5 separate regions of the Homo sapiens genome follow, and regions 1, 2, 3 and 4 are each linked to region 5. The links are chromatin loops, found by intact Hi-C in ENCODE. Cell type or tissue: GM12878. All regions are shown on one strand. Region 1 overlaps SMARCAL1 (SNF2 related chromatin remodeling annealing helicase 1). Region 2 has its middle 6.0 kb from the start of LINC01963. Region 3 has its middle 21 kb from the start of MREG. Region 4 overlaps XRCC5 (X-ray repair cross complementing 5). Region 5 overlaps IGFBP2 (insulin like growth factor binding protein 2).

The links. A loop is a pair of places that touch in the nucleus more often than their neighbours do. Peaks named below come from ENCODE experiments on the same cell type or tissue, not always from the same donor. Only the 100,000 strongest peaks of a DNase experiment are listed, where the experiment ranks them.
Region 1: it touches region 5 in a loop (2.3-fold over the local background); 8 of 110 quality-filtered maps call a loop at or near these places.
Region 2: a loop joins it to region 5, with 10 times the contacts of the local background. A loop is called at or near these places in 10 of 110 quality-filtered maps.
Region 3: a loop joins it to region 5, with 5 times the contacts of the local background. A loop is called at or near these places in 22 of 110 quality-filtered maps.
Region 4: a loop joins it to region 5, with 4 times the contacts of the local background. A loop is called at or near these places in 7 of 110 quality-filtered maps.

The regions. Positions count from the first base shown.
Region 1 is chr2:216,415,192-216,420,191 of GRCh38, reverse strand. SMARCAL1 (SNF2 related chromatin remodeling annealing helicase 1) reads right to left here. Exons shown (of 18, transcript NM_014140.4): 3 at 4,677-5,000; 4 at 3,885-3,935. Among named protein-coding and RNA genes, the nearest start is that of SMARCAL1-AS1, 5.2 kb to the right of the region's middle. RefSeq lists an enhancer at 2,379-2,438. In GM12878, a CTCF peak has its summit at 2,753 (motif pointing left); a DNase peak (open chromatin) is centred at 2,301; H3K27ac peaks cover 1,358 bases.
Region 2 is chr2:216,220,388-216,225,387 of GRCh38, reverse strand. No RefSeq gene overlaps it. Among named protein-coding and RNA genes, the nearest start is that of LINC01963, 6.0 kb to the right of the region's middle. RefSeq lists an enhancer at 2,067-2,276. In GM12878, a CTCF peak has its summit at 2,670; DNase peaks (open chromatin) are centred at 2,367 and 2,417; H3K27ac peaks cover 2,084 bases.
Region 3 is chr2:216,031,577-216,036,576 of GRCh38, reverse strand. It overlaps a transcript of MREG not described here and a transcript of PECR not described here. Among named protein-coding and RNA genes, the nearest start is that of MREG, 21 kb to the right of the region's middle. RefSeq lists an enhancer at 4,093-4,322. In GM12878, a CTCF peak has its summit at 2,416 (motif pointing left); DNase peaks (open chromatin) are centred at 2,386, 2,969 and 4,436; H3K4me3 peaks cover 971 bases; H3K27ac peaks cover 3,071 bases.
Region 4 is chr2:216,111,830-216,116,829 of GRCh38, reverse strand. XRCC5 (X-ray repair cross complementing 5) reads right to left here. Exons shown (of 21, transcript NM_021141.4): 2 at 3,701-3,814; 3 at 1-171. Among named protein-coding and RNA genes, the nearest start is that of XRCC5, 5.0 kb to the right of the region's middle. RefSeq lists enhancers at 1,602-1,651, 994-1,926, 1,810-2,104, 1,830-2,124, 2,542-2,611. In GM12878, a CTCF peak has its summit at 2,004; DNase peaks (open chromatin) are centred at 1,969 and 3,039; H3K4me3 peaks cover 3,510 bases; H3K27ac peaks cover 3,881 bases.
Region 5 is chr2:216,664,030-216,669,029 of GRCh38, reverse strand. It overlaps IGFBP2 (insulin like growth factor binding protein 2), which reads right to left. Exons shown (of 4, transcript NM_000597.3): 4 at 4,594-5,000. The coding sequence ends at 4,926. Among named protein-coding and RNA genes, the nearest start is that of IGFBP-AS1, 28 kb to the left of the region's middle. In GM12878, CTCF peaks have their summits at 2,240 and 4,374 (motif pointing right); a DNase peak (open chromatin) is centred at 2,259.

The DNA.
Region 1 (5,000 bases), 250 kb after region 5:
GAGGCACTAGGTTTGGCAGGAAGGCAAGAAAAGGCACTGTTAGATTAGGAAGACTTGAAAGTGTTTTTTAGTTGGGGCTTTGGGAATTTCAATATTTGCTGAATGTAACTTTCCATCTCCGTAAGTTTTTCTTTTTTTTTTTTCTTTTTTTTTTTTTTTTTTTGAGACGGGGTCTTGCTCTGTCACCTAGGCTGGAGTGCAGTGCCGTGATCATGGCTCACTGCAGCCTCAACCTCCCTGGCTCAAGTTATCCTCCACCTCAGACTCCCCAGTAGCTGGGACTACAGGCGTGCACCACCACATGCGGTTAGTTTTCGTATTTTTTGTAGAGTCAGGGTTTCGCTATGTTGCCCAGGCTGGTATCAAATCCCTAAGCTCAAACCATCTACGCACCTTAGCCTCCCGAAGTGCTGGTATTACAGGCATCAGGCACCATACCTGGCCTCCCTACATTTTTCACATCAAAACATTTAAAATTCAGAAATTAACAAGGGGAAGAGGAAGCTCGCCAGGATGAATAAACTTATTAGATAATTTCTGGCACGGTGTCGGAGAAGCCACTGAAGTCAGCACACCACAAATCACCCAGTTAAGCCCACTCCTAGGTCGCTACTCTGTCTACTGCTCAGAGAACAAAGGAGTGAGGACCAGGATCACCAGGTCACAAACACACAGTTCTGAACATTATTTCATCTACTACAGATGCATTTTATAATGAACAAATTCAGCTGTGTAACACTAAGCTGTCAACAGACACACACTGGAGTGAAAGGAAAAAAACCCTGAGTAAAGAAATATAAAAAGAACCCATGCTTTAAAAAAGTACTAAGACCACAAAAGAAGAGGGTAGTGTAGCCAATTCAAAACAGGAGGAAAAAGACTAAGAAACATTTGAAGAAATGTTCACCTTCACAAATAATCAGAAAAATAAGATACTTTTTTACTTCTCAAACTTGCAGGATGAGAAACAATTAGATATCCATATTGCTAGTTGGGAATAAAACCTGCTGGAAAACAATTTGGCAATTATAGCAAGAGCTCTAAGAATAATGATTCAACTTCTGGGAATCTATCCCAACTACCAGTTGAAAATACAGACAAAAACTTAGGTACGAAGGTGTTCCTCTACAGCTTTAAAACTGGAAAAACTGGCAGCCAATTAAAATCAAGCAGGAAAAAATAAACAACAACAATTTAAGCAATGTATGACACATTCATAAGACAGAATGTTATACAGCTATCAAAATTTATTTTGTATTAAAAATTCTGGAAAAGACAAAAGTAGTTCAACAACACGAAACCATTTCTTGAAGGTCAAAATGGCCCATTATGATAATGGACACATTTTCATCACTTAGAATTAACTGTTAACATTCAGTAAAGTAAATATGCTTTATGCTGGAGTATTAAATTAAAAGGGCAAAATACAAATTATATGCATATATAAAACTTTATATTTTAACGCATAGAAAAAAGGCTGGAGGGAATGAAACCAAAATGTTAATAATGGTTAGTTGAGTGGGGAGATTACGGGGGATGGTTTTTCTTCTTCACACGTCAAAATATGTTCTACAGTGAGTATGTGGTAGGGTTAATGAAGCCAAATCCAGAGATATACCTAAAGCAAAATGACAGAAAGACTGACACAGAGACAATTTTATATGTTATACCAATAAAAAGCCAATCATGAGACACAATCATGAACCTATCTGAAACTTAGAAATACAAGGAGAAATTCACAAATCCATAATTATGGCAAGGAATTTCAAGGTTTATCTCAGCAGGCAAAAGCTCAAGTGTGTAACACATTGGTAAAGATGCAGAGGAGCCAAACAATTAGAAAAATTCATCTGAAAGCTATATGGAGAATTTTTTTTCTCTTCTATGAGCTTCATTGAGAAGTATATATGGAGAATTTTGTATCCAATAAACATGGTTTTCAAAACATGTGGAGCATTACACAAAGCAATGATAGTCGGGCACAGTGTCTCACATCTATAATCCCAACAGTTTTAGAGGCTGAGGCAGGTAGATCACCTGAGGTCAGGGGTTCAAGACCAGCCTGGCCAACATGGAGGAAGCCCCATCTCTACTAAAAATATAAAAATTAGCCAGGCATGGTACACGCCTGAAATCCCAGCTACTCAGGAGGCTGAGGCAGGAGAATCACTTGAACCCGGAAGCCAGAGGTTGCAGGGAGCCAAGATCGCACCACTGCACTCCAGCCTGGGCGACAGAGTGAGACTCTGTCTCAAAAAAAAAGTAACGATATCACACAAAAAACCTAAATGAATCTGCAAAAGCAGAAGTCATCTAAGTCACCATGCACCGTGGTCAGAACAAGAGTAAAAAGACAAAACAACCGCAACAGGGGAAACCACTGGTTTAAGATCACCAGCAATGAGAATACCAGGTGTCAAAATCTGCAATCTTTATCCAGAGCCTTGGGTCTCCCCGTTCCAACACCAAATAAATCGATTAAAAAATGAGCCCTCACTAGACGGAGCTAGCAGCAGCAGCGTTATGGGTTGAATTGTGTCCCTCCAAAATTCATGTTAAACACACAGCCCAGGACCTCAGAATGTGATTGTATATGGAGATAGGGCCTTTAAAGAGGTTAATAAGTTAAATGAGGTCACCAAGGTGGGCGATAATCCAATGACTGGTGTTCTTCTAAGAAAAGGGAGAGACCCTAGGGATTTGCACACACAAAGGAAAATCCAAACAAGGACACAGAGAGAAGACAGCCACCTGCAGGGCATGGAGAGAGGCCTCTGAAGAAACCAACCCTACCAATCTCAGGCTTCCAGCCTCCAGGACTGTAAAAAATAAATTTGTATTGTTTAAGCCACCCAGTCAGTGGTACTTTGTCACGGCAGCCCTCGCAAACTAACAACACTAGCAGCTACCAAAGAAAGATATCGCCTAATGTACACATTTCAAGAATTGGAGGCCAAGGAGAAAACCAGGAAATTCTGCAGGGAGCTGTCCCATCACTGGCCCAAACCACCTTTCCCAGAAACTGTACTGGTGCCTCCAGATAATCCTACCTCATACCCCAAATCTGCAAAGTGACCTAAGCATACATCCTTATCTTTTCCTTTCTTAAGCTAGGGGGAGGAAGAGACGGTGTAGAAATGGCAGCTGGGGGAGAAGAGTAAAATAAATGGAAGATGAAAACACACAGGGCTGACGCTTTGACACAGGTGTGCAAGCTCCATGTACCAGGATCAAGTGACAAAAACTTTAGTGTATGACAGTTTTCTCAGAAGACAGAGGGACGTAACCAGGTGCTGACTATGACCAGACACTGCATTAGCTGGAACTTGCCTGGCCAATGCCCCCTCCTTGCATTTTTGAGTAGTTAGCTGCACAGAGAGTACTCTGAGGATCTGTGCTGTTTGCTGAACTGTTACCTTCCTGGGAGCAGGGGCTGGCAGGCTGCCTGAGCTGCCTGTCACTGCTGGGGCCAGCATAGTCTGGTGGGAACGTGTAGTCTGAAGTCAGACTGTCAGGGTTTGAATCCCAGTTGTACAACTTATTGGCTATGTGACCCTGTGTTACTGACTCATCGTCCCTGGGCCTCAGTTTCCCCATCTGTAAAAAAGTCATTATAAGGAATAAAAGTTAGCATAAGGGGCTTAGAATAGCCTAATGCAAAGCAAGCATCATTTAATGCTAGCTTTTGTTAATACTACTAACGGCCTTCACCCACAGAGCTGCCTCATTAGGCTAGACAGAGTGGGAAGGAGTGTTGGGGGGGGTGCCCTGAAAGCTTTCACCACCTGTAAAGCCATGCACTCCATAAGCTGGACTACATGTGATACTCTAAAGATTTTCAGCACCAGTGCCACCCTCCATGAGACAACCATGTGTCTACTTACTCAGGGCACTATAGTCATTCATGCTGAAGTTCCACGTCTTGGTGTCAGGATCTGAAACAAAACAGAGGACTGATGACTGTTGACAATTTGTACTTAGGCACTCAACACAAGCTTGTCTTCTAAATGAATGAATGAAGGACGCCAAGTTCAAAACAGCTGACCAGCAAGCCCCCACTGATCTATAAAAATCTCTGTAGAGGACAAATAGTAAATATAGATAATTCTTTTATTCCATGTAGTGGAATCCAACTCAGGCCCTGGGAAGTTATGAACTTCACCTAAGAGGACTGAGGGCAGAGTTAGGACTAGAATCCAAGTTCTCCAGGTCGTAGTGTGGTCAGGCAAAGCAGTATGAGGAGTAATGGCTCTGGCCTGTAATTGAGCTAGTCACATCCTGACGCTGCCTTTCCAGACCAATGAAACTGGGCCTGTCACTTAATCTTGCTGGGCCAGTTCCATCACCTTAAAAACTAAAATAACATCTACTTATTTCAAAAAAACTGCTGTTCAGCTTAAGTGCTACAATGCATATAAAGCACCTGGCAGAGGAAGCGTCTTCTCAGTAACATTCAACTGTTCTCCAGATGGCCACGTGACAACCATCAAGTTTGGCAGCTGTTTAAGGGAATGACTATTATGAAGGGAAACAAGCTAAAATTGAAAAATTTTTAACAACTGGATGGACAGCATGTGCCAATGCACTCTCTTAATATTTATGAGAAACTGTTAGATTAAAAGAGACTCCAAAAATAAGAAAAAAAAAAAAAAACAGCTGAAAAATGAAGACATTACCATAATTCTTGCTGGGCAGGGTCTTAAACACTGCAATGAGTTCCGCATTGTACCCAATCAACACCTGGAAACGATCGCCGTTCCTTACGCACTTTCCCTTCTGAGAGTTCACTCCTTTTTGGACTGAGGACCCTGACTTCTGCTGGAGTCTTCCTTCTGTCCTGGGCGTTACACTCTCTGAGCTAGAATGGATGTAAGAAATGTTCTGCCCCGAAGGGGAGGCTTTTGCTGTCTTGGCCTCTAACTTAGCATCCCTGGGAGGCTGTCCAGAGGAATGAGCTGGTGTCTCTTGGGAACTCTTTGGTTTGGCCAGAGGCTTATGAG
Region 2 (5,000 bases), 440 kb after region 5:
CCGCAGGGTCCTCTGCCTAGGAAAACCGGAGACCTTTGTTCACTTGTTTATCTGCTGACCTTCCCTCCACTATTGTCCTATGACCCTGCCAAATCCCCCTCTGCGAGAAACACCCAAGAATGATCAATAAAAATAAAAAATAAAAAAAAAAAAAAAAAAAAAAAAAAAAGAACACATGGCATGGGCTGGGCGCGGTGGCTCACACTTGTAATCCTAGCACTTTGGGAGGCCTAGGTGGGTGGATCACGAGGTCAGGAGTTCGAGACCATCCTGGCCAAGGCGGTGAAACCCCATCTCTACTAAAAATACAAAAAAACTAGCCGGGTGTGGTGGCGAGCACCTGTAATCCCAGCTACTCAGGAGGCTAGGGCAGAGAATTGCTTGAACCCAGGAGGCGGATGTTGCTGTGAGCCGAGACTGTGCCATTACACTCCAGCCTGGGGGACAGAGCGAGACTCCATCTCAAAAAAAAAAAAAAGAATACATGCCATGTGTTACCCTAACTTCATGAGTCAGGTGGGTGCCAGGGGTACCAGAGAGCCAGGCTATCTCTAGCACCATCTAAGAAACTGTGATATCAAGACCTCTTCTTCCAGCCTGAGCCACAATCTTTTTCCACACCTTCCCTCCTTTCTTAAGGACCAATGAAAGGTATAAAGTCAAGGTATTTCCAGAGATTTTCCCAAACTGCACATATCCTGGGCTCTGGCATCAGGAGTCTCTTCTTTTCCCAGAAGCCTGGACAACCTCCCACTGACAGAGCTGATAATAAATGAGTTCATTATCAGGCTGCTGGGGCCCATGACAGCCCATCTGCTGGCATGATTAATTAAAACTTTGACTGGCGATGGGGGTGCCATCTCAGGGTCAGAAAGCAATTAATTGGAGCATCATCCAGGCCATTATTTCTGTTGGATTCTAGAATGACCAATGCCAGAGAGCAAGGTCTATGTGAGTCAGTCTCAGTCTCATTGCCTTACTCTCCTTTTTTTGTTTGCTTGTTTGTTTTTAAGACAGAGCCTCACTCTGTTGCCCAGGCTGGAGTGCAGTGGAACGGTCACAGCTCACTGCAGTCTCGACCTCCTGGGCTCAATCAATCCTCCCATCTCAGCCTCCTGGGTAGTTGGGACTACAACTGTGCACCACCATTGTGCAGCTCATTTTCGTATTATTATTATTATCGTAGAGACAGGATTTCGCCATGTTGTCCAGGCTGGTCTCCAACTCCTGGGCTCAAGCAATCCGCCTACCTTGGCTTCCCAAAGTGCTGGGATTATAGGGATGCCATTTTTCACAGAAATAGAAAAACCATTTCTAAAATTAATATGGAACCGAAGAAGAGCCCAAATCACCACCATACCTGGCCTCCTTACTCTCCTTTATATTTCTTGCAGTCTCTTCCCCAGGCAAGCCCACCCTAATGAAGCAGAGACAGATTGGTGGGAATCGGATCCTCAAATCCTCTAAGTGGAGCAGGAGGATCATCCTCTTAGGGCTTTCTACTCCTCCCAGGAGTGGGGAGTATTGGGATTCAAAAGAGGGTTTCACTCTGTTTTCTTGACTCTTGTGCTCAAGCACAGCAAACTCATCATTTTACATCCTTGTATTTGTCAGGTTTCCCCAGAAATAGGATATATATATATATAAAATAGGAACTGGCTCACATGATTATGGAGGCTGAGAAGACCCATGATATGCTATCTGCAAGTTGGAGAACCAGGAAAGCCAGTGGTGTAATTATCTGAAAGCCTGAGAACCAGGAGTGCCAATGTCTGAGGGCAGAAGATGGATGCCTCAGCTCCAAGAGGGAGAACAAATTCACCCTTCCTCTGCCTTTTGTTCTGTCCAGGCTCTCAACAGATTGGATGATGGCCACCCACATGGGTGAGGGTAAATCTTCATTACTACTGATACAAATGCTCATCTCTTCCAGACACACCCTCACAGTTACTCTGAGAAGGTTTTATAGCTATCCGGACATCACTTAACCCAGTCAATAATTATGGATATATAATTAACCATCACAGTCTTAATATAGCGATGTTCCCATCACTCTCTGTGTTCTGCTAATGAGCTGCAAAGCTGCTAGGTAAGGCCTCAGGCCCAAGCAGAGATCTTCAGCCCATAGAACCAGAAGCCCTGCATTTGGGGAAAAGCTAGGGGATTTCCTGGCCATAAATAAGGTTGTGGTTTTGGTCCCCAACTGGCTATGATCATGGTTTGCTTATCTCTGTAGTGAGAACACAGAGGGGAAAGAAGGACTCAGACTCTGGGAATAAACCCTGCCACCTCTGGAAACACACAGGAGAGGCACCACACTTCTTTTTTGTGCAGCCCACAGCTCCTGGCACATCACAGTGAGTTCCAACGTGGATGTCTCACTGGAATGAAGTCACAGGAAATGATTAGGTACTTTACTGTGCCCTCACAACCCAGAAAAGCTGTCAGGTTTGCCTTTGGTCAAACAAATTCTGTGTCTGTTTCTATATCACCTCTTCTGACTGTCTCAGTCCCCATGCTCTTCTACTACTCTTGAAACAAAACTTAATCCGGATCCATCATTCACCCCAAGATATAAATAGCTGATTACAGTTAAACTATTACTCTTATTAGGAGCATCGCATCTTCTCCTTTTCTAAGACAGCATCTCCCCCTGTTGACCAGGCTGGAGTGCAGTGGTGCAATCTCAGCTCATAGCAGCCTTGACCTCCAGGGCTCAAGTGATGATGCTCCCACCTCAGCCTCCTGAGTAGCTGGGACTACAGGTGCACACCCCACATGCCTGGTTAATTTTTCTATTTTTTGTAGAGATGGGTTTTGCTGTGTTGCCAAGGCTGGTCTCAAACTTCTGGGCTCAAGCAATCTGCCTGCCTTGGCCTCCCAAAGTGCTGGGATTACAGGCATTAGCCCCCAAACGTGGCCAAGGAGCATCTCCATTTTAACAAGGATCACAGCCTTGAGCTATGGGAATGAGATAGGTGCATTTTTAGAACAATGAGTGAAGGGAGCTTTGCAGTCTTTGGGACCTCCTAGAAATGACCTTTTGTACTATCATGTTAGCCAGTCCTCTTTTTCTGTATCCCCAATATTACCCCTTATTGAAGTTAGCATGATTTCACCATGTTATCACCAGGAAGAAAGTGAGGTGCAGCATTCCTCATCTGGCTGGGCTTGTCACATGAGACTCATAATCATAGGAATAAAGATGGAGAAGTCTTGGATTAAGTAGGACCTTGAATTAACTCATGTGCATATTCTAGTTAGGCTTTTGTGCTTCTGATAGGTGATTGTGCTTTTTGGTACCATGAAGGAAAGAGGAAATGACTCAGAGGCAAAAGAGGAGGAGTCTGGCTGCAGGAGTATGGCACAAGTATAGCTAAGAGAGGAGAGGCCAGGCAGGACATTGGGGCCATCCCTGTAGGACACTGACTCACACCAAGAGATGGCTAAAGAGGTCAAGTTCAAGGGAGACTAAAGGAAGACCTTCTGACTTGTCCCCTCGAGCCCTGAGCTGTATAGAGTCCATTTGCCTCCAAGCTATACAGGAAGGAGCATCCAGACAGCCTTTCTGCCAGTCTCACTCCACACAGATATGTAGAGCTACATATTAGCAAGAGTAGGAGGGAAACACCAGGACACGGTTCCTAAACTTGGCTGTACACTGGAATCAGCTGGGGATATTTCAGCGCTATTTATTGTTGCCTGGCTCCTACATTCTGATTTAATTAGCAGGGCCTGTGACCTGGGTGCTAGTTTCCACAGGTCCTCAGGTGAGGTGAATGTGCAGCAAAGATTACATCAGGAGCAGGTCTGAAGCCCTGCATGCGCCTGCCAGTGGCCAGCTTCTGTGATGCTTACCCCACTTCTCACAAAGCATGGCTTCTGGGGACAGGACAGAGTTGCAGGATGCTCAGTCAGTGCTCCTTGAGTGCATGAAGGTGGGGGCCAGCACGCCTGCAGCCCTGGGAAGACAGCGCTTACTTTGTTTTCCTTCTCCATAGGGCACACAGGCAAAGATGACACAAGGTGAGAGCTTTGCGGAAGGAGGCTGCAAAGAATGGGAGGTAGCAAACTGCAAGCACTTTCCTGAAAAGGGGGAAATGGTCAGAGGGGGACGTGGCTGAGGCAGGACAGGTGTATCATGGTGGAGCAGTGAGTAGGGCAGGTGGCTTGCTCTGAGAGGAGAGGAGAGAGCTGGGGTGGGGTGGGGGACAAGCTGACCCAGCCTGACAAGTGGGCTGAGGGAGCTTATGGGCACATGCTGTTGATACTGGGGCACCTTTTCCCAAGAATCTCAGGACAGGGCTCTCCACTCTCTTGGGGCTGTCCTGGATAGTACCTCATTCTCTCCCAAGCGATGTCAACTGCGTCTGAATTGTTCTCCTTGCATCCTGCCTCTTCAGTGCCTCTCCATCCTATTTGCACATTGCTGTCAGAATAATGCTGCTGAAGTGCCCATCTGACTGTATCTTTCTTCAAAAACAGGGTTTCTCCCACCATAACTGCCCTAACCTATCTTTGTCATCTAACTGCTCACCATTTTCCATCATGCACCTGACCTCACAGCAAACCAAACCACTTACCCTTTCCTGCATCTGGTCTGAACTCTGCTGTGTCCTCTATTTGAACGTCCTGGTCCTTTCCTCTTCATTAAATTCCTGCTCCATTTGTGGTTCATCTTAAATGCCACCAACTCCAGAAAGCTTCCCGTTACCAAGACTAAAATGAGTATCTTCTCAGTGGCTCTGAAACTCTTCTCAGCTCTCTTTTATAGCCCCTCTCATCTTGTAGATTCTGGCTGTTTGTGACCTTCTCTCCCTACTGGACCATGAACTTCTGGAGGACAACGAATGTGTGTTCTTCAAACTCTAATCTTCCAGAGTGCCCAGCAGAGCTCTGGATATAGCAGGTGCTCAATACATTATTTATTAAGCGGAATTTTACAGTCAAGAAACCTAGGACACATGTCAGAGAATGAGTAGGCACATACCTGCTTGTGG
Region 3 (5,000 bases), 630 kb after region 5:
GGAATACCAGCAGGCGCTCAGTGGGTCATGTGGATTCTCTACAGTGTAAAAGTAACTCTCTCTCCTCCTGCTGGTGCCTGGACAAAGGGAGTTCAGAGATCAGTTCCAGCATCAGTCATAGTTTGTAGCTCACTGGGACCTTATGTCCCCTGGCAAGAGCCTCCCTCTTTGGCACCAGGATTTCCAGTGCTGCTATTCTCCTTAAATCCTGCAGCAGATCATTGGGAATGATGGAATGCAGGGCCACTCCCAGTTTCATCTACCGGATCCCAGACATGGTCCCAAACCTACTGGGGACATGCATCTTTGAAGACAGCAAGCACTCCATCCTGGCCCTTCAGCTGGGTCTTGGTTGTTCAAGCCCTCTATGAGGCTGGCTGCCTATGGATGGTGCGGGGTGTGGATACACAGTGGTTCCACAACCAGGGGCTCACTCTTTCGTCTCCTTCACTGGGAGGTGAGTCACCTGATTGGATGCTATGCCCCATGGGATTCCATGCCTATGGTTCAGGCTTTCTATAGCCCCCAGATAGTCATGGTGTCTGAGTCCCTGCAGGCAGGAAAGACAAACTCTTGCCTGGAAGAGGTATCTGTCACTATGAGGAGTGACGCAGAAACCACACAGCAATTTGAACAGGGCAAGTTAAAAGTGAAGAGTGATTATCACAGCAGATTGGAGTAGTGAAGGACTGGCTAGTAGGAAGTAAAAAGAACTTGAACATGAGAATAGCAGATATCAGGAGTAGCCTGCACCACTAGGACTAAGACTGAGAGCTCAAAGAAGAACCTTGGCTGGGCGCAGTGACTCATGCCTGGAATCCCGGCACTTTGGGAGGCTGAGGTGGGCAGATCATCTGAGATCAGGAGTTTGAGACCAGCCTGGCCAACATGGTGAAACCCCGTCTCTATGAAAAATACAAAAAATTAGCCGGCCTGGTGGCGGGCGTCTGTAGTCCCAGCTACTAGTGAAGCTAAGGCAGGAGAATCACTTGAACCTGAGGGCGGAGATTGCAGTGAGCCAAGATTGCACCATTGCACTCCAGCCTAGGTGACAGAGTAAGACCCTGTCTCGAAAAAAAAAAAAAAAAGAAGAGCCCTCCATAGCACCCCTGGGGCTGACACCCAGATTGAGTAGGGAGGGCATGGCTGTGAATCAGTGGAGGGCAGAGAAGTCACTGTGGTGCTCTGCTGGTGGAACTTGCTAGAAACCTGCCCTCTGGCATCCTGGGGAAAACTGTACAGAGAAGTGTCCTACCAGAGGCCTCTGATGCAAAACCCCCTGAGGGAGGTGCTGGGAAGCTGGTGCTCCTTAGCACTCCTGTGAAGCAGTCTGCACTGCACGGGTCAGGAAGCAAAACCCTCTTCCTCCTCCAATGTCTCTCCATCACCCTCTCCCAACAAAGCTTCAGAGCCCGCTGGCTCAGGGGAACAACTTAGAGGACCCAGATCCATTTTCTCAGAACAGAGGAGCAATTACATCTGGAGCCTGCCACTTGTCGACTGGCCGTCCTGTGGCCCATTGGTCTCCTTAAAGAGCAATGCCACTTCAGGGCTCAGCAATGATCTGTGTTGCAGGAAGGTTGGACATGCAGGGGCAGTGACAGCTCCGTTGACCTTGGTTAACAGGGAGTCCATGCTAATGGGCCGTCTACAGCCTGCCTCCATCACTGTGCCTGTCACACCAGTTCTGGGCTGGCCGGTGATGAAGTCCAGCTATCAACTGGCTGAGTTTTCTTGACTGCTTGGTTGTTCTACACCTCTTCCATGAGGATTGCATTCTGGGGACATTAACGTGGGAGGCGGAAATGACACTCCCCTGGAGCGCCCACTCCCCTGGGCTCATCCGTAATCCTCTACCCCAGACCTTGTTTCCTGGCCACTGTATATATTCTCATCTCGGGCCACTTTTCATTCCATTGTAGATACCAGTTGCACTCTCACACGCTGCCCATTAGAAAGATTTTCCATCTCCACCATCACGGGGCCACTCCTGAATAGAGCTATAATGAAGTTCTGACAACTGTGAAGGAGAGAGAGGAGGAAGGGAATTGGGTAGGAAAAAAAAATATCACAGACTGCAGTACAGTCCAAGAAAGAGAGGGCCAGGCAGATGGGAAGTCCTCAAGGCAAAGTCACCCATGGGAACCACCCTTGTCCCAAGGGAATAGCCTAGATGGACAGCAGGGCTGTGCTTGTCACAGGCCAGGAGCAGCCCGAGGGGAAGGCAGTGATGGATGGAGAGGGGCAGCAGCTGGGACCCACAGCCAATCAATTTTGTTTCCTGTAGCAGGAGGTCTAAGGGGTTTCTTTTCATGGCTGCCATTTGGCTATTCTGCAACTGTAAAACTTCACCATTGATCTCATTCATTTTTTAACATGACCTGGGGCTTGGCTCAAAGCAGTGCCACCTTGTGGTTAGTTTTGGAACACCAGCCTGTCTGGGCAGTGGCTTCTTAGGATGCAAGACCTGCTTGCAAAGCTTCAACTTGAGCTTTAGTTTCTTCCTTTGGTATTTCTTCTGCACTCCTTGTTTACAAGGATTTCATTTCAGCAAAGGAGCCATCTATTGAAATAAGATCAACCAGCGGGAAGATTCTAAACCATATTCAGGAAAGGTATGCTACGTCAAAACTAGCGATTACTGAGCCCATGTTTTAAGACAGCCAAATCTCTAGGCTATTTTGGATCTTATCCTGGACAACACTATTTCTGATTTGTATGGTAACCAAGGCCCTCTGTGGGTTAGTTTCAGCTTTCAAGCAGCCGTGGCTCAGTCTAGTGAGAGGCAGTCCTGCGTTCTGCCTGGTGGGAGTCAGAGTCTTAAGATTTGCCAAGTCCTGATGCCATCAGCATTCACATTGCCTTACAGAGGTCTCCTCCCCACTCCAAGATAGGTAGGCCCACCACCTGTTCTTGTCTGCAGCCTTCAGACTTGTTCTCCTTGAGGTCTTCAGTTCCGCAATAGGAAATATCTTGAAATCCCCTTCTTGACTGAGGCCACCCTTTGCTGAGGTTACTGACCTTTCTGCTTGCTGCTTCCTGGCATCCTGTTTCTCTCTGCTTATTTTGCCCTTTTCTGCCAGTTCCTTCAGGGCTCTTGTTGGATTCTCTCTTTCCATGAAGTACAGATTTTAGAGTGCACTGGAGTCCAACTGCTTGGGTTCGAATCCCAGCTTCTACCACTTACTCGCTCTTGTGAAGGCATTGAGACAGCGGAGGAATTTGTATGCAAAATTACTGGTCATTTTATTCAACGTGATAATGGCATGGCAGTTGTTATTATTTTTTATTTAAGAAATGTTGATTTCTAGGATTTACTTTAAAATATTCCAACTTAAAAAAATGGAGGAAGGGGGGTTGGTGAAATGAGATTGGCAACATGGTAATAATTGTCTAAGCTGGGTGGCAGATACATTATACATTATCTGTCTGCAGCTATATTATACATTATATGGTTAATTCTACTAGTCTCTCAATCTTGGGTAAGTTTAGAAGTTCCCCAACTAAAAGGTGTAAAGGTTTAAAATGTGTAAAATGAAAATGGCCTCATGAATTATGAATGAATTATTTGTATTCAAATAATTGTGGTTGGTTGTGGAACACCAGCCCGTCTGAGCAGTGCCTTCTTAGGATTCAAGACCTGGTTGCAAAGCTTCAACTTGAGCTTTAGTTTTTTGCTTTGGTATTTCTTCTGCACTCCTTGTTTACAAGGATTTCATTTCAGCAAAGAAGGCATCTATTGAAATAAGACCAACCAGCAGGAAGATTCTAAACCGTATTCAAGAAAGGTATGCTACATCAAAACTAGCAATTATTGAGCCCAAAATGAATTATTTGGATGGGGGTAACATGGGGAAGAGTGAGCTGACTACATATAAAATTTACTGGGGAGAAACAGGAGGGAGTTTGCACTGAGCCTCCTGTAGTTTATGGTGGTTCATGAGTGTGGCAGAGAGAGTGGAAGACCAGGTCCCAAATAGAATATATGTTTGATGGTGTAAAGCTATTGCCTTCTGACCTGGATTCTGCTCTGCAGGCCCTAGGAAGACCCCTGTACCCCTGGTCAGCCTCCCATGCTGGGTTAGCATTACCAGTTAGTCAGCTCTAGCATAAGCCAACTGGGTCAACGGAGGGTTGCAAGAAATGGACAATGTCATCCAATTATTCTATAGCATTGTTGTACCTGAGTTCATATGCTTTGAGTGGGGAAATTATATCCAGTTGGTAAATTTGGAAAAAAACTCAAACAAATCAGCAAAGTAAAAACAATATTCCTTGTTTCTCTTGCATATTTTGGACCATTTGGCTTTTGTTTTCATTTCTCTGGACTGAGTTACAAGTTTAGTCAGAGTTTGTAGTTCTAAGTATGACTCAACAGAGTCAGCTTTTTCAAATGCAAATGATTATCATGGACTTAAATAGCAAGGATTTGAAGAAAAAGAGTCATTTCTGTAAGTGATTCACAGTAGATGTAAGTTAGAATTTCTTACCCTGTAATTTTACCTTCTGCATGAAAAGCTGTCTATCAAAGGCTATTTTGTTAGATGTCTGGCTTCCTGTTCTCAGATGAACCAAGAAGAGAGGAACAGCCTATTTCTGGTTTTACTGAAGCCTTTTAAAAATCCTTGATGATTTAAGAAATACAAAAATACGGAGAAGTAGAGAGGTTCAATTAGAGTTTATAGTAAAAGATGAGGAGGAAGATAAAGTCCTCAGGTAGGTAAGACTTGCTGCGAGATTTAGCTGTGAGACATTGAATCTGGATTAGTTTCAATGGGATTGATTGTGAAGTGGAGGTAGGCTGGTATGGACATTAGGGGAATTGGGGTAAATGGATGCTTTTATCCAATTCTTTTCATTTCCCTTTCTTTCTTTCTTTCTTTCTCTTTCTTTCTTTCTTTCTTTCTTTCTTTCTTTCTTTCTTTCTTTTCTTCTTCCTTCCTTCCTTGTTCCTTTCTTTCTTTTCTTCCTTCTTTCCTTCTTTTCTTTCCTTCTTTCTT
Region 4 (5,000 bases), 550 kb after region 5:
AGAACCTGGTTGGATTTTGCTTTCAATGTCCTCCAGCAAATCAAAATCTGGTAGCATCAGATGTCTGTGCACTGTGATGTTCTGATACTGATCCCCACCAGAAAGGGGATTGTCAGTGCCATCTGTACCAAACAGGACTAAAGCAATCTCATCCTTGTTCTCAGCAAACACCTAGAAAAAAATGTCAGATGGCTGAAAACCATATTAGAACAATCTGGAAGCAATAAAATACCTAACCTTCAGGGAGCAGGACAACCAGACCTCCCTATGGCAGGTCCCTGGGGCCATATAGTATTGGGCGGGATGAAACATGAGACTTACAGACAATGACAATTCTTAGGTTCTGAACAGATGTTTTTCATTGACCATAAGTCTCACCCTTCATTTCAGCAGAAGTTGAGGTGTGGAAATAGGAGGGTAGTAAGTGTTCTTGATGATTTCCAGCGAAATCAAACTCTAATTCTCAATGAGAGAACCAAAAATGGGTAATGTGAAAAGATTTTAGTATGTCTTTATGGAATGTCTAAGGTTTAAATTTTCCAGAGGTTAAAAAAAAAAGTGCAGGATAGCCTATATCCCAGCAATTTCAGGGGCAGGCATATACAGTATACCCTAGAAAAATTATGTACAGATAGGAAGTTTACACTTCAGCACTGTTTATGATAGGGCAAAAACTGGAAGCAAACTATCAAACAGGAGAATGCAAAAATACATTGCAGAATATTTATACAACGAAATATCATACTCCAGTAAAAATGAATAAATTTGTGCAACACGTATCAACATGAATAGATCTAAAATAAGTTGATAAAAGATATGCTGCAGAATTACATGTAGCATATAAAACCATTTACACTTTTGACAGCTTTATACAATACTAAGTATTTATGAATATATACTTATGTCCAAGTATAAAATATACATGGTAATAACTACCAAAATCCTGAGAAAAGGAGAAGAGAAAAAAAGGGTAAGGAAGGGCCTCCAGGTTTATCTGTAACACTTTATTAAAAAAAAAATCAAACAAATATGAAACATTAGGATTTACAGCATAAGACAATGGGAAAATTGGTTACCTGTATATTCTCCATATTTGCCTATTTTATGAAATATTTCATAATGAAATATAAAAACAAAAAATAGTATCTGACACAAAAGACAGTCCTGTCTAATTATTAACATAAGCCTTTTTACATTGATGGGGAAGAGTGCTGTATGGAGAGATAATGGAATTCTGTCATTCTTCATTTTTGTAGGGTCTGTTTAATCCTTTAGTCTGTAAACAACACAACAATTCCCAGTTGTACATGGACTAACGGTGTCTGGGTGCCTGCTGCTGGATTCAAGCATGCGTAGCATACTGGCTGGGCAGGTATCTGCCGCCTAGACAAGCATCCATCTTAAGGCAAGGTAATCTTGCCCTAGACAAAATCTCAGTCATGGGAGGGGAGGAAATTCTGAATGTAGTATGGGACTGGCACTAAGTTCCTGATTCTGACTTCCTGATTCTGACTCTTTCTCTCTACAACAAAAACAAACAAACAAAAAAACACCTATACTCTTGTTACTGGGGTGTAAGTCGGCAGTTATCCAGAGAAACTCCGGAGTGGCGACTCCGCAGTAATCTCGGTTCTTGGTCTTCTCGAAGTAAACAATTGAAACGACAGACATAAGCAAGGTTTAAAGCAGGAGGAAAAATTTATTTTAAGCAAAGTGAGAGTTTACTGGAGAAAGCAGAGTACACTTGGAAGAGAACCAAGAGGGCCACGTGAAAAATCAAGTGCCCTGCGCCCTTCTTTGTTTAGTTTTTAGACCGCCCCGCCCCCCAACCACCGGCGCCATCTTTTCCCGGGCTTCCAGTCTCCTTTGTTCCTCCCTTGAGCAGCCCGAATTAATCAACGCATGCGCACTAGCCCTGCTACTGCTTAAGAGGGGGCCGCATGCGTAGTGTGGTTACTAGTCATGCGCATGCTCAGTAGCGGCAACTCGGCATTATTGGTCGAGCGCCCCCAGAGGCAGCTTTTATACCAGTTAAAGTTCACCATCTTGCTCTTTTACTGCGCATGCTCGAAACCTTAAGGATTATAGCTTGCTAACTCCAGGTGTTTTCTGTCTGTTAAGATTCCTGTAATTCCTGACACCAATCATGGCCACTTATTACCTTACAGTGATAGTTTTATGCCCGCCTGTCTTCCCCTCGATGATAACCTGACAGCTTTGGGGCCCCTCCCTTGCCCTGCTCATCACTTCAGAGGGACGGATTTCTAATTGCCTAACCATGGCTTCACAAATGCCCAACATTCTCGGGGGCCCTCTCTCCTGCCCTGCTCATGTCTACTTACCTTCTCTAACAGCATACCAGGGGACAGCCACACTACTTGAATTCCACCAACACAACTATAACCAAGAACAGGGTTAGAGCACCTTCCTTGACACAACACCTCAAGGACTCCAGGTCATCAAGATTTTTAAAAATCTAGAATGACAGGTGGGAAGTACTAGTGCCCAACGGAAGTGTAAACACACAGAAGAAACAGAAGTGTCCAGGAGGAGCAGCAGTAGACAATGAAAGAAGCAGGAACTCATGGACTTAGCAAAAGTGGCAGTCATACCAAGTAGAAGGGGCAGAAATAAAAACAGCTGATGCTTACATAGTGTTTACAATATTCCAAGCACTATTCTAAGCACTTTATCTACATTAATTCTTTTATTCTTCAAAACTACCCTATGTGACAGGTATCATTATTCTCATTTTACACATGGGACACTGAGGCACTGTAGTAGCTAACCTCCAAGATAGCCACCATCCGTTCTTTCTCTCCTTGTATTTGCAGGCTACTCTTTTTATCAAGAGAGGGAGTCTAATTCTCCTCCCTTAAATGTGACCTAACCTTAGTGTCTTGCTTGACTAACAGAAAACAGAAATGACTTTCTGGGGCTTCTAAAAATAGGTCTTAAGAAGCCACATAGGCAGGGTCTCATAGAAAACCCATTCTTGGGATACTCCTTAGAACCAGCTGCTTCATGTGAAAATTGAAACTATACAGAAACCACATGTAGAGATTCTAACGGACAGCCCCAACTGAGCTCACAGCCACTAGAAAGCATCGTCTTCCAGCCATGTGAGTGAGCCATTTTGGACATCTGGTCCAGTTGAGCCTTTGGGTGACTCCAGCCCCAGCTGCCATCTGATTGCAACTGCGTAAGAGGCCTCAATAGAGAATCACCCAACTGAGCAACCCAGTCATCCCACAGAACCATGAATGATGAATTTTTAAAATGTTACTTGAGACACTACATTTTGGGGTAGTTTATTACACAGCAAAAGATAACTGAACTAGTCACAAACAAGTTGAGGGACTTGTTCAACATCAGAAGGTTAGTAAATGACATGGCAGAGCAAGGATACAAACCCAAGCCATCTGTCTCTAGAGATTGTGCTTTTAAACATTACTTTTTACTGCCTCTTGTTTCCGATAAAAACTGTAATATCTAGTGAAGGGGCCAAAACGAGGGAAGAAAAAATATCAGACTCTAGTGGTAGGTGAAGTTGTATGTGAGTACATGTAAGGAAACTCCCCAGAATCCCCCCAAACAGAGGGGCTGGACACTATAAGGAGGCTGGTATCTTGCATTAGTAGGTAGAGGCAACAAGCAGTTCAAACATGGGTTACAAGCTCAGTGTCAATCTGAAACTTACCTGTCGCTGTACAAACATGGTTATCACCTTCTTTGCTTGTTCAAATGGGGATTCTATACCAGGAATGGAGTTACTCATGGTAAAGCCCACGTCCATACACAGCACAACAGCTGCCTGGAAACAAAGTTCCAAAGAGTGTTTGAGAAAATAAGTCGTAAGAAAAGACTGTAAGAATGTCCCTTGCTTATTGTATTCATGAACCTGTATCAGTATTTAGGAAAGGTGTGAAAAAGGGATGTGTTCTACATAAGAATGTGTGTAAGACATATAAATTTTCACTATGGAAAACCCTTAAATAGTCCTGATACTTTCTAAAAGCTACAGAAGTTTCTACCAGGAGAGGAACATGCTCCAGATAGCTGCCACTTCTTTGGCCTAAGCCCCAGAATAAACCCATGATGAGTACATATGATGCCAACCTGCAGGCCAGAGTTAAACCCATTTATGCCCAATATACATCAGACAAACTGCAGCTGACCTGCAGACCTACAAACATGAGAACAGATGCTTTCACTGTAAGTCACTGATTCGGGGCATAATTTGTTATGAAGCATTTTTGTCACAAGAAGTGACTGCTAGAATCTATATATATGCTAAGAGGTATACCCTGACAATTTGAGTCAGTTTGTAAACTGATGATCTAAAATAAAGACACCAAATCTATTCTAGTAGAGGACACAGACAGATAACAAATAATACCAGAACAATGTTCCATGATAGAAGTATGCACTGGGCACTGAGAGACACAGGAGGAGCATCCACTCAAGACTGGTGGAGGGGATACCAGAGCGGTGAAGGGGCAGAAAAGGCTTCCTGAATGTGGATTTCCTTGGGTGAGTCTTAATGAGTAGGAGTCAATCATGTGAACAAGTAAGTGACAGACGGAATCACATAAGCTAAGGCACAAGCCATTACATAGCAATCACGTATGTAGGAGACTAAGAAAATAAGAGAAACATAACCTAAAAGGAATACATGTAAAGTTATTTATACCTGGCTTCCAAATTTTACCTGAACACAAGCTGGAAGAGACCTGGATTGATGGCAACTCACAATTTCAGTGTGAATTATAAAATCAATCAACAACGTGAAATGTCTTTTGCACCACATTCCCCACACCTATCTTACTTCATCGCCTAAATATGTTGGTCTGTATCAACAGTGTAGTGAATTCAAGAAGAGAAAAGAAGGGTCTTCTGGTGAAAAAAGATAATAGCAATCGGGAGACCTGGGATCTAGTCCCATCTCTCCTACCCATTAGTTCTGAGTCCTTGGGAATGTCACTTAATCTCACTGTTAA
Region 5 (5,000 bases):
AGGGATGTTCCACCCAATCCCACACCATGTATTGTCCTCCACGCTGGACATCACAGTTGCAGTTCATGTTTTTTTGTTTTGTTTTGTTTTGTTTTTGAGATGGAGTTTTGCGCTGGGATGCCATGGTGCAATCTCAGTTCACAGCAACTTCCGCTTCCCGGGTTCAAGCAATTCTCCTGCCTCAGCCTCCAGAGTAGCTGGGATTACAGGCGAGCGCCCCCATGCCCAGCTAATTTTGTAATTTTAGTAGAGATGGGGTTCCACCATGTTGGTCAGGCTGGTCTTGAACTCCTGACCTCAGGTGATCCACCCGTCTTGGCCTCCCAAAGTGCTGGGATTATAGGCATGACCCACTGTGCCTGGCCCAGTTCACTTTCTAAACACCAAACCAATCATGCCCATCCTCTGCCTAACTTCTTTCCTTGGTACTTAACTTTTGGTCCAGAGTTCAAATCCCTCAGCAACACACCCCAAGTCGTTCCTGATGTGCCCTGGCTTCCTCTTCCTCTCGTTCCTCTTCCACCTGCCGCCTCCCTTCACCACATGTATCCCCAACCATGCGCCGGTGTCCAGGCTCATTGTCCAGCTCGTGACTTAAAGGTTTTGCCGGCCAGGCATGGTGATGCACTCCTGTAATCCCAGCATTTTAGGAGGCCAAAGTGGGAGGATCACTTGAGTCCAGGAGTTCAAGACCAGCCTGGGCAACATAGTGAGATCGCTGTCTCTACAAAATAAAAATTAGCCAGGCATGGTGGTGCACACCTGTAGTCCTAGCTACTTGGGAGGATGAGGTAGGTGGGAGGATTGCTTGATCCCAGGAGCTCAAAGCTGCAGTGAGCTATGATCATGCCACTGCACTCTAGCCTGGGCAACAGAGTAAGACACTGTCTCTAAAAATAAATAAATACAGACATAAAAATAAGATAAAGTCTCTGCGCATGCTGCTCCCTCTGTCTGAACCCCAGCCCCCAACACCCGCACCTGCACATACATGCATGCATGAGGCACGTACATCCTCCCGCTCCTCTCCCCAATCTCAGCTTCTTCCTTCCAACTCTGCCTTCACCCTCTCTGAGACACCTTCCCTGACACCAGACTTAACTATTTCTCCTAACTTGCCCAACATCCCCTACTGGAGGGGTACCGCCATCCATGGAGGGCCATCTTTGGGTGTCGGGGCTGTTTCCTTCCACAAGAATCTCAGCCCTTCAGGACAAAGGCTGTAATCTTCTTCATCTTCATCATCTTCATAGCCTGACATCCTAATACCGAGCCTGGGATATAGTGAGAGCTATTTTTTTTTTCTTTTTTTTATGACGGAGTCTCACTCTGTTGCCCAGGCTCGTGCAATCTCAGCTCACTGCAACCTCCACCTCCCAGGTTCAAGTGATTCTCCTGCCTCAGCCTCCCAAGTAGCTGGGATTACAGGCACCCGCCACCGAGTCCGGCTAATTTTTGTATTTTTTAGTAGAGACGGGGTTTCACCACGTTGGCCAGGCTGGTCTTGAACTCCTGACCTCGGTTGATCCACCCGCCTTGGCCTCCCAAAGTGCCAGGATTACAGGCGTAAGCCACCATGCAAGGCCGAGAGCTACATTTAGGCAGCACTTACCGTGTGACAGAAATGATTTTATATTCTCAAAGCAAGTCTTTTAAGATAGAAACTATCCCAATATTTAAAGAGGAAGTAAATGAGATTCACAGAGGTTAGAAATATGTCCAAAGGCACATAACTCAAGAGTCTGATTCTGTTCAAAGACTACCTCACCTCCATGGTTACGCTTTTAACCACCACATCTTATTATGTAGTTAGTATTCAAGACACATCAAACAGATTCAGGGATGACAGTGGTGACTGTCCAAATGTAGAGAGCATAAGAAGAGGGATAGCCCCGTGGGCATGACCCATGCAGTCATACAAGGCTGACACTTAGTTTAATGTTCTGCTATTTCTGTCTTGACATTCTTAATAATTTCTGAATAAGGGACTCCATATTTTTATTTTGCCCTGGATCCTATAAATGAAGTCAACCAGTCCTCCATAAGAACCACACAGGAAGCAAGTTTCAATGCAGACTCCCAGGCCCCTCCCCGAGCTTCTAACTCAGGGGATCTGGGATAGGGCCAGTGGTAACAACGTCTCCAGCTGACTCCTTCTGGACCACTCCTCTTCAATGCAACAGACTCTCCAAGGGCCCGATGTAGGCTCAGCTGCAGTTCTGCATGCTGCCACACAGTGGCAGTATAGCCCCGGTGTTTGCTTAACGTTCAAAGAGGCACAGTTAGTTCCAGGTGAGAGATGTGCTTGACATCTTCAAGATCCCTGCCCAGCCAGCCATCTTCCCACGTGGATGCAATGATGCTTCCTCTCGGCAAAGGTTTCTAGGTTGCACTGCACATCAGTGAGTGTGGTTCCTGCAGCTAGAGCCACAGCGGAGGTGCTGCTCACCCACTCACCCATAAAAGCTACCTCTTCAGAGGGTTGGGTACAAGAGCACTAAGGGTAATGGAGGGGAAATGGGCAAGGAGATTGTGGCATCCTCAGAAGCCCTCTGGAAAAGTTCAAAGAATGGACAAGGTGGCAGCCCTGGGGCGTGAGGTCTGGCAAACACCTGACCCAACAATGGCCCCATAGTAACCCCTCCCGTTTTATACAGTCCTAGTTTTCAAAGCACCTTCACATCTAGTCTCACACTAATACCACCCTGCTATTTGAGGCTGATAACATCCCCAATAGACAGATGAGGAAAACAGGCTCAGAGAAGGTGGACAGCATAGCCCCAGGCAATGGAAAACGAAGTGGTGGGAAAGGATCCAAGCCCAGGTGTCCTGACTCCGGCCTTTTTCTTGCCTTATCCCTCCCTGGTTCACAATCACCATGGAACCTAAGAAAGGAAAAAGACCCTGCCTGGGCTCCATGGCAAACCAGTTACATCAGAATGTCTGAAGCTGAGGTACTGGCATCAGTTTTTGTTTTAAGTGCCGCCGTCGAGTCAAATGTTCACCGAGGTTGAGAAACACCAGGCTTCCCAGGAGGGCAGGCACGGGCTGCTCCACCCAGGGATAGCAGCTCCACCTGGGGACAGCAGCCCCGGGGCTGACTGCTCTTTGCAGCAACTCAGAGGGCAGGGGGAAGGGCCAGCTGCAGCACGCATGCGCCGAATGAAAGACAATCAGACCCCATGCAGGGACTGCTGAGCTTCAAGCTCCAGGTCCATCCAGTGCCCAGAGCCCTCTAGGCCCTCTCCAAGCGTCTCACCTGCTTCCATCCACGGGGCCAGTATAACTCAGGGGTGGGTGGCTGCCACACGCTGGAGTTAGGGGTCCCCAGACCCAGGGCAGGAGAGTTTGGGCACTTCTAGTTACACTTTTCCTCATCTGTAAAGTGTAACTAACAATAGTGCCTGTTTCACGGATGCACAAGGATCCGCTGAATGAATACTTTTGGGGCTGTGGCCAAGTGCTGGCCTTGGCCCGGTGCAGCCTAGAACACACCCTCCTGGCATGGCTCCATCTATTCTTGGGGATCTGGTTTTCCTGCACTCCAAGAAAGCTCATCTTGTGCCATTTCCAAAAGCTGTCTTGCATTCCAGCTACACTTATGTCACACCTGGTAAAGGGCCCGCCATCCCTCCGCCTCCCTACACTCACCAGATGGAAGGTCTGGAAGGTAGTGGATTGGGCCAGGCCCCTAGGGAGCCCCTCCTCTGTGGGAAGGGATCAGACTCCAGCCACAGGAGAGGGGAGTGACAGGAGAGGCCAGGCCCTGGGCCACGTACCGAGGAAGGTTAGGGGGGCAGGGACTGTGGGCCTCAAATGGTGAGCTTTCTCCCCCCATGGCCCATTGCAAAGGCAGGGGTCGGGGTGCATAAGCCCCCTGGAATTCACTGGAGTTGAGAGGCCAGCAGAACAGAATGGCAGATGTAGGTGAGCTCTGATGTGGAACTCTGCTAAGAAAGGCCACATTCTGTGCCTCCTTCCACAGTCCCTCAGCCTGCACACCTTGACACACTCATAGCCCTTTGTTTCAATTGATATTTGCTGGTCTGGACACCAAATCCCTTGGGCCCCTTAGAGAGCAGCATCTGAATTCTCAGTGGTGTCATCCTTATGAATAAGCCAGTTAACCACAGCCCTACTCCCTTTCTTTGGGGGCTGAGTGGAAATGTCTCACCCTGGGCAGGAGGGAGCCTCCTTTATTTCAGGGGCCAGACAACCCCAATCCCAACGTTTCCTGTTCCTTATCTCCCACTGCAGTGTTATCTGAATGTGCGAGGGAGGAAGCCGGACCCACGCTCCACATCTCCCCATCCCCAGCCCGTGACTCATCCTGCCCCTGTACAGCGCCAGGCAGGGGCCACATGGGGGCAGAAGCCTCACCTGGGAGTCCTGGGGCTGCACTGGAGGGTTTGATCTGGATTCAGGAGGTTCCCATTCCTTCTTATTGCCATTTCATGAATGGGAAACGGAAACGGCCTTTCCCATTTTCCTAGGAGCCAGGGGCAAAGCTGGATGATGGCGGGTAGGCCAACCTAGGCCAGGCTCTGCATCTCTCCCTGGAAGACCCCAAAGACTCAGGCAAAAGACACACACTTTACTTTTCCTTCCTTTAATCTTATGCAAAAGGGACACAGGGGTTCAAAAATAAAAATTTCTCTTCCCCCTCCCCAAACCTGTACCCCAGCTCCCCGACCACAACCCCCTTCCTCCCCCGGGGAAAGCAAGAAGGAGCAGGTGTGGCATCTGCAGCTGGGAAGAGAGAGGCCGGGGAGGTGCCGAGCTCGGTGCTGGTCTCTTTCCAAATATAAATACGTGTGTCAGAACTGGAAAATCCTCCAGCACCCACCACCCAAGCACTCTCCGTTTTCTGCCGGTGTTTGGAGAGGGGCGGGGGGCAGGGGCGCCAGGCACCGGCTGGCTGCGGTCTACTGCATCCGCTGGGTGTGCACCCCGCGAGCCTCCTGCTGCTCATTGTAGAAGAGATGACACTCGGGGTCCCC